2 separate regions of the Homo sapiens genome follow, and region 1 is linked to region 2. The links are chromatin contacts, found by POLR2A ChIA-PET in ENCODE. All regions are on one chromosome and are shown on one strand. The core of a region is the stretch at or near the end of the contact, and the rest is flanking DNA. Distances in the headings are between cores, read along the strand shown. Region 1 has its middle 6.6 kb from the start of MOB1A. Region 2 holds the start of SRSF7 (serine and arginine rich splicing factor 7).

What was found. ChIA-PET counts read pairs that join two places held with the same protein, here RNA polymerase II (POLR2A).
Region 1: POLR2A ChIA-PET joins it to region 2 with 14 read pairs in activated B cell. The contact joins the enhancer-like site here to the promoter of SRSF7 in region 2. POLR2A ChIA-PET finds 5 or more read pairs at or near these places in 2 of 52 experiments (AG04450 and activated B cell).

Annotation. Positions count from the first base shown.
Region 1 is chr2:74,184,179-74,186,878 of GRCh38, reverse strand. No RefSeq gene overlaps it. Among named protein-coding and RNA genes, the nearest start is that of MOB1A, 6.6 kb to the right of the region's middle. Within about 2 kb of position 1,283, at least 14 of the 41 ENCODE cell types and tissues checked have a DNase peak (open chromatin) inside an H3K27ac peak, as active enhancers do.
Region 2 is chr2:38,749,998-38,752,763 of GRCh38, reverse strand. It overlaps SRSF7 (serine and arginine rich splicing factor 7), which reads left to right and starts at 1,403. Exons shown (of 8, transcript NM_001031684.3): 1 at 1,403-1,535; 2 at 2,570-2,750. The coding sequence starts at 1,508. RefSeq lists an enhancer at 899-958 and silencers at 1,819-1,918, 2,129-2,318.

The DNA of each region.
Region 1 (2,700 bases), core at 34-2,533, about 35 Mb before region 2:
AGAAGTTCAAGACCGGCCTGGCCAACATAGTGAAACCCCATTCCTACTAAACCCCATTTCTACTTTAGCCGGGCGTGGTGGTGCATGCCTGTAATCCCAGCTACTCAGGAGGCTGAGGTGGGAGAATTGCTTGAATCCAGGAGGCAGAGGTTGCAGTGAGCCGAGATCGCGCCTTTACACTCCAGCCTGGGCGACAAGAGCAAGACTCTGTCTCAAAAAAATAAAAAACTTCAGGGTGATTGGGGTCTCTCCACAGTTGAAAACAATATTAGGCAAATTTTTGTCAACAATATGAGCCAAAATTTTGTCATCATATCTCACTCAAAAGTGCACCTTCAGGCCAGGCACGGTGGCTCACGCCTGTAATCCCAGCACTTTGGGAGGCCGAGGCGGGCAGATCTCCTGAGGTCAGGAGTTTGAGACCAGCCTGGCCAACATGGTGAAACCCTGTCTCTACTAAAAATGCAAAAATTAGCCGGGTGTGGTGGCATGTGCCTGTAATCCCAGCTACTCGGGAGGCTGAGACAGGAGAATCGGGCAGAGGTTGCAATGAGCTAATATCGCACCACTGCACTCCAGCCTGGACGACAGAGCGAGACTCTATCACAAAAAAAAAAAAAATGCACCTTCAGAGAAGGCTACTCTGTAGTCAGAGAACTACAGGCCGTGCCTGGCAACATAGATTGTCATCTGTACCCTTGATTCCTGCCTGAATCCCTCCCCCTAGACCAATGTCTTTTGTGGGTGTTCACTCCTGAACCACTGCCGTGGAGCGTGACAATGAGAATGCTGTCAGAGGACTTTCCCAATGTCACCACATTTATCAACTTCCTCCTTCTGTCCTCCTCTTACAGGAACTTTCAAGATCATTGAATAGATCATTCTTTTTTTTTTTTTTTTTTTTTTTTTTTTTTTTTTTTTTGAGACGGAGTCTCGCTCTGTCGCCCAGGCTAGAGTGCAGTGGTGTGATCTCGGCTCACTGCAAGCTCCGACTCTCGGGCTCACGCCATTCTCCTGCCTCAGCCTCCCGTGTAGCTGGGACTACAGGCGCCCACCAACACACCCGGCTAATTTTTTCTATTTTTAGTAGAGACGGGGTTTCACCGTGTTAACCAGGATGGTCTCGATCTCCTGAGCTTGTGATCTGCCCTCCTCAGCCTCCCAAAGTGCTGGGATTACGGCGTGAGCCACCGCACCCGGCCGAATAGATCATTCTTAAACACTCTTCTCTTGCTTTTGTAATACTCCCTCTTAGTTTCCCTTCCGTTTCTCTGACTGCCTCTTCTCAACCTCCTTTGTAAGTTTCTTCCCTTGTGGTCTTTAAATGTCGGAAGTCTGGGCCGGGCGCGGTGGCTCATGCCTGTAATCCCACCACTTTGTGAGGCCAAAGCGGGCAGATCACGAGGTCAGGAGTTTGAGACCACCCTGACCAACATGGTGAAACCCTGTCTCTACTAAAAATACAAAAATTAGCCGGGCGTCATGGTGCGCGTCTGTAATCCCGGCTACTCAGGAGGCTGAGGCAGGAGAATTGCTTGAACCTGGGAGGCTGAGGTTGCAGTGAGCCGAGATGGCACCACTGCATTCCAGCCTGGGTGACAAAGCGAGACTCCATCTCAAAAAAAAAAAGAAAAAAAAAAAAGGTTCAAGACGACCAGCCTGGCCAACATGGTGAAACCCATCTCCACTAAGAATACAAAAATTAGCTGGGCGTGGTGGCATGTACCTGTAATCCCAGCTACTCGGGAGGCTGAGGTACGAGAATTGCTTGAACCCAGGAGGTAGAGGTTGCAGTGAGCCAAGATCGCACCACTGCACTCCAGCCTGGATGACAGATCAAGACTGTCTCGAAAAAAAAAATATATATATATATGTATATATAAATATATATTATAAATATATATATCAGACATCCTCAAGGCTCCATTTTGGCACCTCTTCCTCTTTACCGTCCCCTCAGCTATTTTACGCACTTCCATGTCTGTAAATATCTATATGCTGATAACTCCCAAGTTTATATCCATCCATCCAGGCCTCTTCTTTGAGTTCCAAATCTGTATATATCTATATAGTCTAACATTTCAGAGTTAATGCATCCAAAACAGACCCCTGATGTACCCCTAAAGCTACTTTCTTCCCACCCAGTCTTTTCCATCTCAGTAAATGGGAACAACCAGCTACCAGCTGCTTGTGCCAAAGACACAGGAATCAGCCTTGACTCCACATCCAGCTCTTCATTGAGACTTGTGTATTTTTTTCTCTAAAATAAATCTCAATTCCATCTACCTCTCTCTATTGACCTAGGCCAGGTCAACTCCATCTCCTACTCAGACAAATACAATAACCTCTTAACTGCTTCGCTTTTTTTTTTTTGACAGGGGCTTACTCTATCACCCTGGCTAGAGTGCGGTGGATTGATTACAGCTCACAGCATCCTCAACCTCTCAGGCTCAAGCAATCCTCTCACCTTAGCCTCTTGAGTAGCTAGGACTACAGGCACATCACCACACCTGGCTAATTTTTGTATTTTTTGTAGAGATGGAGTCTCCCTATGTTTCCCAGGCTGATCTTGAACTCCTAGGCTCAAGGATCCTCCCCGCTTAATCTCCCAAAATGCTGGGGTTACAGGTGTGAGCCACCACCCCTGGCCACTGTCTCGGTTTTTTAAAGAGTAAATGGTGTCATGCTTGTCCTGAAACC
Region 2 (2,766 bases), core at 154-2,653:
TGTTTAATTCTTTTGAGAAGAACCTATAGATCTTTATAATTATTGTTTCTTTTGAGAAGAACCTTGTTAAGAAAAAAATCACCAAGACTAAGGGAGAACACATATACTCTACAGAGCTTCTATTTTCTTCTTAGAGATCTTCCTGAGAGAGATTAATTCTCTCCATAACTTAATCAACGTAAAAAATATGCATAAAATCATAGCATGACCTGGAAAGAATCCATGCTTTATTCACCAACTAGGCCTGCTTTCCCTGTACTCTCCATTCCACACCTATACTCACCAAATGAAGTTGCAAAAGACGAAAAAGATAAAAATGCAAATACCTAAATGTCTTTTTTTATGTACATTTCCAACTTTTGTGTATTCCAAGAATTTACGATGTAATGTCTATGTTTCTAGCAAAAAAGAACTTTTTCTCTATTTGTAGTTGGTGTCTAGAGCAATTCTAATGTAAAGAAGTTTTGCATTTATTTGGTACTGTTGAGTGGCTGAGCAGCAAGGCTGCTATTTCCACTGAGTGGAGATACACAAAGATGACTTAGGAGTCCCAGTCCTCAGGATCGGAGTATTGGTGGATCACACGTGTTACAAAGCAGAAAGCATTAGGAAAAGCAAATCAGTTACTTTGAGCTTCAGATGCAAATAATTTCCAAATTGTCACTGGCCAAAATGCTTTAAACATTCAGGGTTTTGTCACAATTTCAATATAAAGGGGGGAGGGGGGAGCGGGACCCCACAGCTCTATTCCTTTGTCTTTCAGACTCCAAGAACTCAGACCGTGGTGGTGCAAACTGGTGACTGGTTCAAAAGAAGTTGGAGGGGGCGTGTAGGACAGGAGGCTTTACCACCAGTCCCAGGGTGCGTCAAGGTCTATGGTGTAAAAACCACTACTCAGAATGGCGGGGTTCATGGACTTTTCACCATGGCCAAACCTTCGATTACCTCTGATGAGCCCCAAAGATCAGAGTAGCTGACTAGGCCAGGTCCCCCAGCAGAAGGGCGCGACGGCTGCAACATCAGCGGTTAAATTGTACAGCCTTTCATAGGCCGGTCTAATGCATCCGTACTAAGATTGTTAAGGCTGAGGGTCCCTAGCCTGGGGAAAAACGAAAGGAGGCAGAGGGTAGGGAGACGGGAAAGAAGACAAGGAGGGTGTAGAAAACGGGGAGAGGAGGGGGCGGGACAGCATGGGGAAGGCCTCAGGTTTACTGGAGAGATCGTGGCGTTCCCATAGAAACGTATCCCTCCGCCCATGACCCGCGTGTTAGTCTCTTCAGTTCCTTCCGCGTCGTTTCTTGGCTGTTTCCGCCCAGCTCCTTTGTGCCGCGCAGAACAACGAGATGACGCATGCGCAAAGCGCAGCGGCCGCATATATAAACGCGAACCCGGGCTCTTCCTCGTAGTGCCGCCGGGACTCTTGGCGGGTGAAGGTGTGTGTCAGCTTTTGCGTCACTCGAGCCCTGGGCGCTGCTTGCTAAAGAGCCGAGCACGCGGGTCTGTCATCATGTCGCGTTACGGGCGGTACGGAGGAGGTAAGAAGCTGGAGTCCGGTGAGGGACGTTGGTGTGGGTGTAGTGAGCACTGCGAGGCCGTAGGGTTGTCGCGGAGGTTGGGAGACGGTTATTCCGCGTGCGTAATGGCGGCTTAGGAGCACGCCAGACGAAGCCGGAGGCAGCGGAGGCGGGGTGCTGAAGGGAGACGGGATGGCGGGTGTACATCTCTGCCGAGTTCCGTACTCTTGGGCATTTTTGTGGCCCAATCCAGCCTAAAGCAGGGTTGAGATGACGGTTTTCGCGTTGCCTTTCTCGGAGCTGCCCGCCGGCCCCCCTCCCCCCCCGCCCTCGGCGGCGGCTGCCATTTTGCGCACATTGAGGACCGTGGTGGCGCATTTCCTCAGCGCTTTCCCGCCACTTCAGCGGACAGATCTGGCCGCAGCTGTAAGATCGTGGTTGTGTTTGAGATAGAACGAAATTGGCAGCTGTGAGCTGCATGTTCTCGTCAAACAATCGGTTAAATTGCGGAATGGGAATGGGGACGTAATCTGCGACTGGCGGCTGGGTTTTTTTTAGTTATTTCCAGCGCGGTTTATGGCTCTGGGGCGGGGAGCTGGAGTCTTGGGCGAGCCTGTGCCTGGGACGTTTGCCGCGGAGGACGAGAGCCGGCGCAGCCCTGCTCTCCTGGCCCGGCCCCTACCGAGGCCCTCCCGCCGCCGACGCCGCTGCCGCTGCGGGCCCGCGCGCTCCCGGTGCGCCCGGGGCTGCCGGGACTCATGGGTGGGGCCGGGCCAGGTTCCGCCCCACGCCTCGGTGTATCCTACCACGCGTTTCTGCTTGTGTTCGGGAGGGTCACCCCGCATTATTTAGAACGTTAAGAATTTTGTCAAAAGTCTAGTTTCTCAGGGATTTGCGGACTTTCACCAGTTTTACGACTAAGTTTTGTCTTGGATAGAGGGCATTAAATGTGCTTTACCCAATCTTGAGGATGGCCCGTTTTAAGGCAAATAAGTAATTGAAACTTGGGCCAGATTTTGCGTAACGTGCATTCTTCTATTTGCGTTTTTAAACAGAAACCAAGGTGTATGTTGGTAACCTGGGAACTGGCGCTGGCAAAGGAGAGTTAGAAAGGGCTTTCAGTTATTATGGTCCTTTAAGAACTGTATGGATTGCGAGAAATCCTCCAGGATTTGCCTTTGTGGAATTCGAAGATCCTAGAGATGCAGAAGATGCAGTACGAGGACTGGATGGAAAGTAAGTAAGATGTTAT